Regions from separate parts of the Homo sapiens genome. Here regions 1 and 2 are each linked to region 3. Evidence: chromatin contacts called from ENCODE Hi-C or POLR2A ChIA-PET data. All regions are on one chromosome and are shown on one strand. The core of a region is the stretch at or near the end of the contact, and the rest is flanking DNA. Distances in the headings are between cores, read along the strand shown. Region 1 holds the start of ABCG2 (ATP binding cassette subfamily G member 2 (JR blood group)). Region 2 has its middle 16 kb from the start of MEPE. Region 3 overlaps PKD2 (polycystin 2, transient receptor potential cation channel).

Evidence for each region. A loop is a pair of places that touch in the nucleus more often than their neighbours do. ChIA-PET counts read pairs that join two places held with the same protein, here RNA polymerase II (POLR2A). Pooled maps may share reads with other maps.
Region 1: a loop to region 3 is called in a pooled map, with 5 times the contacts of the local background. The contact joins the promoter of ABCG2 here to the enhancer-like site in region 3. A Hi-C loop is called at or near these places in 8 of 50 pooled maps. POLR2A ChIA-PET finds 5 or more read pairs at or near these places in 2 of 52 experiments (Panc1 and WTC11).
Region 2: a loop to region 3 is called in a map of IMR-90, with 4 times the contacts of the local background. The contact joins two enhancer-like sites. A Hi-C loop is called at or near these places in 5 of 168 maps with a recorded cell type or tissue (Caco-2, HepG2, IMR-90 and 2 more), 4 of 37 single-sample maps with no recorded cell type and 12 of 50 pooled maps. POLR2A ChIA-PET finds 5 or more read pairs at or near these places in 1 of 52 experiments (AG04449).

The regions. Positions count from the first base shown.
Region 1 is chr4:88,156,286-88,160,002 of GRCh38, reverse strand. ABCG2 (ATP binding cassette subfamily G member 2 (JR blood group)) reads left to right here and starts at 1,364. Exons shown (of 16, transcript NM_004827.3): 1 at 1,364-1,617. It overlaps LOC124900867, which reads left to right and starts at 447. Exons shown (of 2, transcript XM_047416558.1): 1 at 447-533; 2 at 921-1,617. The coding sequence starts at 447. The coding sequence ends at 1,430. RefSeq lists a silencer at 1,078-1,297.
Region 2 is chr4:87,847,135-87,850,680 of GRCh38, reverse strand. No RefSeq gene overlaps it. Among named protein-coding and RNA genes, the nearest start is that of MEPE, 16 kb to the right of the region's middle. Within about 2 kb of position 1,485, at least 4 of the 41 ENCODE cell types and tissues checked have a DNase peak (open chromatin) inside an H3K27ac peak, as active enhancers do.
Region 3 is chr4:88,026,720-88,030,308 of GRCh38, reverse strand. The region is part of intron 2 of PKD2 (polycystin 2, transient receptor potential cation channel); the gene reads right to left. Among named protein-coding and RNA genes, the nearest start is that of PKD2, 21 kb to the right of the region's middle. Within about 2 kb of position 1,953, at least 3 of the 41 ENCODE cell types and tissues checked have a DNase peak (open chromatin) inside an H3K27ac peak, as active enhancers do.

The DNA.
Region 1 (3,717 bases), core at 115-2,614, 130 kb before region 3:
CCAAAGTGCTGGGATTACAGGCATGAGCCACCGTGCTGGCCTTAATTTTGTCTTAAAATGAAGTATGACTAACATGTATTTCTATATGGGCCTTTAAGGGTCTTGAAACTGACAGAAATTAATTCAAAAGAATAATTTTACCCAAATGTTTGGGCGCATCATGAATATATACCTTAAAATTCTTTTAAAAAGCATGCGGTATGGTATATTTAAAATTCTTTTTAAAAAATTATGTATAGTCAATTTTCTTATCTAGGCTTCCTAGCTAAAACTTTCCTGCATTGGGTGAACCATTAATAGTTATTCCTAGTGTTGATTTAAACAACTTAAATGATACTATGATTTTTGTTTGTAAATGCAAACCAGAAAATATCTGCATGCAGGTACTAATTTCCTAGGGTAGATGCAGCAGGTAGATGTTGGGATGGCTACACTCACAAAGCCTGATGGCCCGTTTCCTGAACATGCGCAATCACTTTCTAGCCTTTCCACACCATCGGAATATTGCACAGAAGTATGTCAGTCACAGGAGTGTAAAGAATAACATTTAAACTATGGTAATATTTTCATTCAGTAAGTTTCTCCCCTTTCCTTCCTTGGGTTAGATTCAGTGCCTGATTTTTTTAGGCCCTGGGGCGCAAGCATCCACTTTCTCAGAATCCCATTCACCAGAAACCACCCATTTAACTTGCTCTGGGTGCGAGCAGCGCTTGTGACTGGGCAACCTGTGCGTCAGCGTCCCCGGTGCTTCGGCGCTCCGGCCAGTGACGGCGACCAAACCCAGCTAGGTCAGACGAGGTACTGATCAGCCCAATGAGCGCCTGGTGATTCTCGTAGTTAATCACTCTGGTTCATTCCGTTCGATCCCGGAGGCGGGAGTGTTTGGCTTGTCCCTGCGTGTCACGGCAGGGTGACCCTAGCCCCGAGGGAGGGCGGTGGTACCAGTCCTGCTGGCGGCTCAGCGCGGCAGGACACGTGTGCGCTTTCAGCCGGGTCGCAGGGCGCTTATCGCGGCCCGGCAGTCGGGGCCACGCCTCACCCCCGCCCGCGAACCCCGACCTGGGGAAACCCGGGGCGCTGGGGAGGGGCCACTGCGTTCAGCTCTGGCGGTCCACAGCCCGAAGCGCGGCTTAGGAAGTTCGTGTCAGCGCTGCCTGAGCTCGTCCCCTGGATGTCCGGGTCTCCCCAGGCGGCCACCCGCCGGCTCCCATCGTGACCTCCAGCCGCAGCGCCTCCCACGCCGGCCGCCGCGCGAGGGGAGCGCTCGGGCGCGCCGGGTGTGGTTGGGGGAAGGGGTTGTGCCGCGCGCGGGCTGCGTGCTGTGCCCACTCAAAAGGTTCCGGGCGCGCAGGAGGGAAGAGGCAGTGCCCGCCACTCCCACTGAGATTGAGAGACGCGGCAAGGAGGCAGCCTGTGGAGGAACTGGGTAGGATTTAGGAACGCACCGTGCACATGCTTGGTGGTCTTGTTAAGTGGAAACTGCTGCTTTAGAGTTTGTTTGGAAGGTCCGGGTGACTCATCCCAACATTTACATCCTTAATTGTTAAAGCGCTGCCTCCGAGCGCACGCATCCTGAGATCCTGAGCCTTTGGTTAAGACCGAGCTCTATTAAGCTGAGTGAGTAAATTGTAAAACCAGTTTCGCTGAGAGTGTGTGTCTGGAAAGGTTGGTGGGCGTTGTGTATATATTTGTTAGAAAATCGGTAACCGTTCAAACGAGACGACTGAGTTTTTTAGCCTTTCGCAGTTTCATTTGAAAGTGGGTATGCAGTTTAAAACTGACAGTTCAAAGTGGTTTTTCAGAAAATGATGCCCTGGTGCAAACTGATTCTGGGTCCCATAGTGTGTTAAGTGTGGGTTGGTAAAAACTCTTGGCCTTTCTCCAAATGTATGAAATTAAAGTTGATATTGGAAGGATAAAAACCCACTGAGCACAGAAGTTACTATAGGTGGAGGAAACATTTGTTGATGTTAATATTTTAAAGGGGTTGACCAATATAGGAATTGGTCAATGACAATTGGGAATAGGTAAATGACAAATTATTGGTCAATCCCTTTAAAGCTTTGGATGGTTTGCTAAAGAATTATTGAACTCCCTTTTGTAATTTTCTGTGGATAGTTGAGTGCTCTTACTCCCTTCTCAGTCCTAGAGATATCCCCTAAAGCTTGGTTTTTAGGAGGATCTTACAGCTCTCTTATCATTTGAATGTCAGCTAGTCATAAATAAATACACCAGAGTAGTAAGGAAGAGATGTTTTTTATTGATATTCTTTACAAAACAGTGCTTTCAGAGTACAGCTTTGACTGGATTGTATAGATCTTGATGAGATCTTGATGAGAAAGGTTTCAACGACAAAGATGGCATGTTAAGTCTAACATTACCCTTCCATTATAAACATTGAAAGATGTTGGTTATTTTATTATTTATTTTATAATAACTTTTAATTGTGAAATAATTTGAGAGTTACTGAAAATTTGCAAAAAATAGTACAGAGAGTTCCCATAATATCATGCATAACAAGGGCCAAAACTAATAACATGGGCATGCTACTATAATACAATGAACTAAACTACAGACTTTATTTGGATTTCACTTGTCTTTCCACTGTCCTTTTTCTGCCCAGGATCCAATCGATGATCTCACTTTGCATTTAACTGCTAAATATCCTTAATTTTCTCTGATCTGTGACAGTTCCTCAGCCTTTCATTGTTTTTTCATGGACCTTGACACTAGTGAAGAAGACCCGGTCAGTTAATTTGTAGAATGCCCCTCAATTTGTGTTTGCTTGATGTTTAGTGTCATGATTAGATGAATGTTCTGCATTTTGGGGAAAAATGTCACAGAAGTAAAGTTTCCATCTCAGTATGTCATATTGGGTACATGATGTCAATACTTTTTTTTGAGACTGAGTCTTGCTTTATTGCCCAGACTGGAGTGCAGTGGCACGATCTCAGCTCATTGCAACCTTTGCCTCCCAGGTTCTAGCGATTCTCCTGCCTCAGCCTCCTGAGTAGCTGGGATTATAGGCGCCTGCCACCATGCCCAGATAATTTTTTGTATTTTTAGTAGAGACAGGTTTCATGTTGGCCAGGCTGGTCTCGAACTCCTGACCTCTAGTGATCCTCCTGCCTTGGCCTCCCAAAGTGCTGGGATTACAGGCGTGAGCCACTGTGCCCTAGCCGATACTTCTTATTACCTATGATGTTAATCTGTTTGCCAGATTCCCTTTGTATTTGAGATCTTGGGAGAGAAACCTGCACTGCCATTTTTCCTTAAACTTTTATTCATTAATTTAAGCATCCATTTGTGGAACATGTTGTTTAGCGGGTTTTTTTTCCTAATGGTTAAACAAAACCCCTATTTTCTTCCTTCTACATTTTTTAATTAAAATTCCCTTCTGTAGGGAAGAGTTGACCCTTCTCTCCTGTTCATTGATTCAGTTATTTGTATCAGTATGGGCTCATGGATATTTGTTTTGTTATATGGGTTATAATCCAATATTATCAGTATTTAATTTGCTGCTCAAATTGTTCTGGCTTTCACCACTGGGACCTTTTTCAGGTTGGCGCCTGTGCCACTTTGACATACACTTGCTTTTTCTTTTTCCTTCTTTTTTTTTTTTTTTTTTTTTTGAGACGGAGTCTTTGTCGCCCAGGCTGGAGTGCAGTGGCACGATCTCGGCTCACTGCACCCTCCGCCTCCCAGGCTCAAGCGATT
Region 2 (3,546 bases), core at 236-2,735, 180 kb after region 3:
TGCAATGTGTCTAAGATCTGCCCCAGCTGGCCTGCTCAGAATTACCTCTTTGCTAAATAGACAACTTTCTTTCTTCACATAGTATTATGTTGGTGCAAAAGTGATGACTGTTTTTGCCATTAAAAGTAATGGCAATTACTTTTGAGCCAACCTAATACTTCTATCTTCCTGATGCTGTTTTAAGTAAAAATTATTTAAGATTGTTTGACTTCTATTATTAATCTGTTAACCTAACAATTATAAAAATCTACTTAAAATTCAAATCTAGCAAGAGTCACTTCTAAACAGGGAGTGTCTGTGTTACACTAAACCATATGCCTACAAATTGATAAAGTATTATTCGTTTAATGAAACAGATCCTCTTGTTCTTATTCTCGAAAGTCTAAACCATAGCTTCAGGTAGATTTTCTTGCAGCTTTTGCGTGAGTCCACTCATTGTTTTTGACATTATTCTCATTTGGATTTCTGGATTTGGATTGTATCGGTGTTTTGTTCTCTTTTCTTTCCAGACTTCCTCATTAAATTTTTTCTAACCATTTATCTGCCCCTTTCTCTTTCAGCCCCCAATTCCTATCTTCCTGACATGCATTCAGACTCATCTATTTCTTCTCCTTTTCCTTTGGGCCGTCTAATACCATATTTTAATGCCTGTGACTGTAAGTATCATTCTCTTGAATAGCAGAGTTTACCTTCTCATACAGAAGTTGTTTTTGAAAGGGACTTCTGTAAAAGCATCATAATGTCTTTGAAACTTACGCTGTCTTGAGCTCCTGCTTAGTTAAAGGCAGGCCCTAAAGACAGAGTGAGGAGATAACACAATGTTTATTCTAGACCGCAGAGAAAGTCTGTTGAGCAACTTCCTCCTGGCTGGTCTTCTTCCTTCCAACTCCCCTGAACCCTACCTTGCTTACCACTCCTTCCCCATCCACTGGTTGGGGAGAGCTATCTTAAGCTCTAAACTACACATGGGATCACTTAAGGTCGCCACTGTGAAGCTCTTATGTACTAGTGAGGCTTATTGTCTGCAGCCTCTCTACATGTGTAATACGTTGGGTAAAATAGATTTTACTATCTCCTGGCTCTTCCCTTCAGCTAGAGTTCATCTTCTCAGAACTCCTGTCTCACTTTACTTATATTTCTATTATTTAACACATTCTGCCTTGTATCTTTCGTATGACTTTCTCCCTACTTACTTATAGTTTTGATAAAGACCAAGAGCATCTCTTCTTTTGATCTCCAAAGAATTTTGTAAAAGATGGTCGTTCAATAAATACTTTTCAACTGAGCTAAATGTTATTTCAGACAAGGTCAGATATGTTACCCTGACTGGTAGACGCGCCAAGAACAGATTAATTAGTATTGTAAAATCAAGGTAAATATTTACAAGCAGAGAAGTCCAGGAAGGTGAGGTTTGAGGGAGTACCAGGGCTGCACGTAAATAACAGAACCGGAGCCTGCTCGCAGACTGGTACAGTGACCTTTTCTTTTTGAGCACAAGGTGGCAGGCTAGGTCAATTTCCATCGTCTCTTATAAGGCAGCTACGTGAGGCTGAAGTTTTTTGCCCAATTTCAGAAACAGATATCTATTTTTTTTTTAACTGAGATTAGCGCAGCCTGATGGCTAAAACATGGTTTTGGATAAGGCATGGGCCTCACTCTTGACTACTGACTGTCCTTGTGGATCTCTGGTCCTTTGTGTTTGGACTAATTCCTCCACGTCTGCATCAAATAGCAATGCATTGTGGATGCCAACACACTTCTAGTTTCTGTTAACTGGATGAAAAAAATATGAACATTGTCAGTGTTTTGAAGAAATATCCATGAACACTGAAGCTTAGAGAGAGGAAACAAAATCGGACCAGAGAATTGAAATACGCAGTTTCTCCACTAGATAGCAGACTACGACAGGTGACTTTTGGAAGGGTCCATCTGTATTTACCCAAAGAAAGCATCCGTTTTTCTCCATCAGTTCATATTTTTCTTTTACCACGACAAGTGTTTTTATGTGATCAGACCATTCGCATGTAAAGCTCTGATATAAACCTGAAATATAAGTAGCAGTTTGATTTCAATTTATTAATCTGCAATTTAAATTCTGATAGAGTTTTTTTTTTACTTCATTAATTGCCTCCAGTTTTTTTTCCCCCAAATTGTCTTTTATTTTTTAAAAAGCAAATTACTAGGAATAGTTTATTCTGGAATTCTGATGGTAACATTGGGTGATATGTTCAGTCTTTCCCTTGATTCTGACCTGTTATTTCCAGAAGATAGGGAACAAATGAGGGAAAAAAAGATTCCTTGTTTTTAGATTCTACTTTGTATTCTTTCAAGTTTCTCTCTCTCTCTCTGTGTGTGTGCACTCATGAACACACATATACTCACACATATTCATATTATGTGGATGAATATACACACGATCTATGTACACGTGTGTATACATATATGTCTATATATACACACAGTCATATATGTATGTGTATATTATGTACATTTATCTTTGCAATATATGGCAGTTTAGTGATTGTTTAAGAGTAAAGACTCTGGAACCAGACTCCTTGGGTATAAATCCTAGCTAACTAGCAAATACTTACAGATCTGTGTCTGTTTCTTCATCTGTAAAATGGGGGTAATAATGGTACCCGTATTATAGAGTAGCTGTATAGATAAAAGGACTTCACAGAGCATGGCTCATGGTAACTAAGCAAATCATGTTAGCCATTACTATTTGTGTATGTTGAGAGTCTGATTTATTCAATAGCTTATATTGCCACTTTCATTTAGTAAATGAAGCACCCTCTATCTACCCAATGTGGGAGTTTAGATTTTTTGAAGGTGCCATAACATATTGACATTGACTTGACTTTGCTACATACATTATTCAACTTAATAATCTAGGTGCTGTCCGGAATGTCTCAGTCATGATTTCTGTTGTTTGGGAACTTACGTGTTAAAGAGAAAATGTGTGCACTTTTCTTTCTCTATTCTCTACCTCTTTCTTTTCTTCTCTTGACCTTCCTCATTTGGAGGAATGTCAAGAATGGAGAGGTATATCAATTACAAATTCAATTCACCTACCAATAACAGCAGCAACAAAAATTCCAAATAGTCGCTTAAAAAGAGCATTCTTTTTCTCATAGGACAAAGATTCTGGAGGCAGGAAGCTGATGATGGAGCTGGTTCAGTGGCTCCTCTAGGATTATTTTGTCCTTTCCTTCATAGCCACAACATGACTGCTCCTCCAGGCATCAGGTTCATGTCAAGCCAAGAAAAGGGCAAGAAAGGAGAAAGGGTGGTATACCGGCTATATAAATTCTTCTTATCAGGAGGGGCAAAAACTTTCCAGAGCTCTTCCCCCTTCCCTAACCGAGACTTAGGGCTAGTTTCCAGAACAGTGTCACAAAGCCAAAAAACCTCTACACTGAAAGACAAGAGAAAGAAATATTCTGGAAATGACTTGGGATCAGCCAGTGAATGATATTTCTCAAATTAAGTTTTTGTCTTGGCTTTGCATTTGTGTTTCTCCTCAAATTCTCCCTCTTGCCCTCC
Region 3 (3,589 bases), core at 704-3,203:
AATTAGCTGGGTGGTAGGTGCCTGTGGTCCCAACTACATGGGAGGCTGAGGCAGGAGGATCTCTTGAGCCCCCAAGCTGCAGTGAGCTGTGTTCATGCCACTGCACCCCAGCCTGGGTGACAGAGTGAGACCCTGTCTCAAATAAATACATAAATAAATAAATGGAAGACTGACTTGTATTAATCTGGTTCCAGAAACAGCAGCTCTTGGAAATTCTAAAAAGTCCAGACACAGGGAGAGTAGCTTCCATCTAATCTGTGGTTCATATTTCGAGGCCTCTTAAAACTTAAAGGAATCTTGTCACTTTCATACTTAAACCATGGGGTGTCCTACTGTAAATCCCTCACCAAGGCCCACCAAAACTACAGGTCTGGCCCCTGGTCACCTTTCCATCTTCATTTGATGATCTGCTCTCCAGGAACTGGCTTCACTTGGCTTCTAAGTGATTCTGGAATGATCTGAGTGTTTTCCTGCCTCAGAGCCTTCATTCATACAATTCTCTCTTCGTCTGACTCGTTTTCATTCTTGCTTCAGGCTTCACAGAGGCCTTCCTTGAGGGAAATCCTTTTCCCCAGTCATCTCCTTTCATATCACTTATCACATTTAAGGTCAGGGCCTAAATCTGTTTTTAATTAAATTACTGACCAACTTAAGGAATGAATAAGTCAGGAAATAGATGATTAGGATTAAAATAGGGACAAGAGCGATATAGGAAAGAAGACAGATTAGAGAGCCTCTGATGAGGCAGAATGATCACAGAAGACTGGGAAGGGAAAGCATCTAGGATGACACCCAAGTGTTCAGGTGAACTAGAGAGCATGGCTGGATAGATGGGTGGGAGATGAGTTCAGGCTGGGGCATGTTACCAATGAGAGAGGCCTGTGAGAGATCCCATTGTAGATGTCCAGCAGAAGCTGGTACTAGGTTCAGAGCTCATGAGTGGGACGTGGAGTCACTGGCACGCAAGTACTAGTTGAAGCATTATTTGTGGAAAAGATGACCTAAAGAACGTCACAGGCCCAATCAGAGAAAACACTGTGTAAACATGCTTCAGAAAGAAGAAAGCGAAGCAAGTGAACACAGCAAGGAGGAACACAGGAAGAGAGGGAGTTATCAAAGACAAAGAGGGAAGTCCTAGAATGCCAAATGCCACTGGACCAAATGCCAGGAAGAGGCTGAAAAGAGCCATCCCCCGTGACCTTGGTGAGGGCTTTTTAGGAGGCAGAAGTGAGGCTGCAGAATCAATAAGAGAGTTTGTGAAATACAGTCACTAAAACCCCCAAATCTTTTAATCCAGGTTTGGTCAACATTTCAAAGAAAATAGTAAGTAACAATTTTAAAATTGTGAGGAAAATCTTTAAGGGGTAAAGGCTGTTGACACAAGTGCTTTTGAGAATGGTAGTATTGGCTAGTATTATTTTGTTTTAAAAGTGAGAGAAAGATGTATAATATTTATATACAGACAATCTTGGATATATGATGGTTCAACTTACTGATTTTTTTACTTTAAAATGGTGCAAAAGTGATAAGCATTCAGTAGAAACTGTACTTAGAATTTTGAATTTTGATCTTTTCCTAGGCTAGTGATAGGCAGTTTGATGCCCTTGCAATGCTGGGCAGTGGCAGTAAGCTCAGCCACACAATAGCAAGGGTAAATAAACAACCAATACTCTACAGTGTACTGTGTTGCCAGCATTTTTGGATATTGTGTCTTGTGTTTTCACAACCCATTTTGGTCACATTTAAAGTACATTTATACATCTTCTATTTCTTGTCATTTTAAAATTGAGTTTTTGTCCAGTCAATTTATCAGAAAGGGCGAGGAGCCCTCCAGTCATAGTTGAAGGCTTAATAGTTACTTCTCATGGATTGCAACATGTGATCTTAAGACTGAAACTGTTTGTGGTGAAAAGATATGTGGTGAGCAATCAAGACGTTTTTCACTGGAAATGGAATTAGCCTGCAGCTGCTGTGAGATTAACTCACTGACCTTTACTTCACTGATCTTGTTATCAACTCGATCTTCATGGATTCTCTGGCAAATTAGGAAAACTATATTTAGACTAGCATCCTTGTAAGATTTTTACAAGTAAAATAAAATATTCCTTTCTTTTTCAGAATACAAGGCAAAGTTGCTTTCTTTCAGAGATAAACAAATGGAAATACATAGATCTCTTCTTAAAAGGGCTCTTCCTGTCCTAGTACATACACCATATTGTACTATGATTTTGTTGTTCGTTTCTCCATTTTCATTACTTCTTTGGATACTACTGAGTTTAAAGTTACACACTTTCTGTAGTAGTCCATTTTCATACTGCTATAAAGAACTGCCTGAGAATAGGCAGGAAGAGGTTTAATTGACTCACAGTTCTGAATGGCTGGGGAGACCTCAGGAAACTTACAATCATGGCAGAAGGCAAAGGAGAAGCAAGTACCTTCTTCACAAGGCAGTAGGAGAGAGAGGGAAAAGGGGGAAGCCCAGACACTTACCAAAAAACCAGATCTCATGAGAACTCCCTCACTATCATGCAAACAGCATGGGGGAAACTGCCCCTATGATTCAGTCACCTCCCATCAGGTCCCTCCCTTGACACATGGGGATTACAATTGGAGATGAGATTTGGGTGGAGACACAGAGTCAAACCATATCATTCTACCCCTGGCCCCTCCAAAATCTCATGTCCTTCTCACATTTCAAAACCAAATACGCCTTCCCAACAGAACCCCAATGTCTTAATTCGTTCCAACATTAACTCAAAAGTTCAAGTCCAAAGTCTCATCTGAGACAAGGCAAGTCCCTTCTGCCTGAGTCTGTAAAATCAAAAGCAAGTTAGTTACTTCCAAGATACAATGGGGGTACAGGCATTGGGTATATGTTCCCATTCCAAATAGGAGAAATTGGCCAAAACAAAGGGGTCACAGGCCCCATTCAAGTCTGAAACTCGACAGGGCATTCATTAAATCTTAGATCTCCAAAATCTCCTTTGATCCCCTGTCTCCATGCTAATGCAAGGGGTGGGCTCCCATGGCCTTGGACAGCTCCACCTCTGTGGCTCTGCAGGGTACAGCCCCTGCAGCTGCTTTCACAGGCTGGCATTGAGTGCCTGCAGCTTTTCTAAGCGCAGAGTGCAATCTGTTGGTGGATCTACCATTCTGGAGTCTGGAGGATGGTGGTCCTTTTCTCACAGCTCCATGAGGCAGTGCCCCAGTGGGGACTCTGTGTGGGAGCTCCAACCCCACATTTCCCCCCTGCATTGCCCTAGCAGAGGTTCTCCATAAGGCTCTGCCCCTGCAGCAGACTTCTGCCTGGACATCGAGGTGTTTCCATACATCCTCTGAAATCTAGGCAGCGGCTTCCAAAGCTCAACTTTTGTCTTCTGTGCACCCAAAGACCCAACACCACATGGAAGCTGCTAATGCTTGGGATTTGTACCCTCTGAAGCAATGGTCCAGCTGTACCTTGGCTCCTTTTAACCACAGCTGGAGCTGGAGTGGCTGGAACACAGGGTGCCATGTCCCAAGGCTGCACAGAACAGCTGGGGCCTGGGCCTGGGCCTGGCTCACACCATTTTTCCCTTCTAGGCCTCCA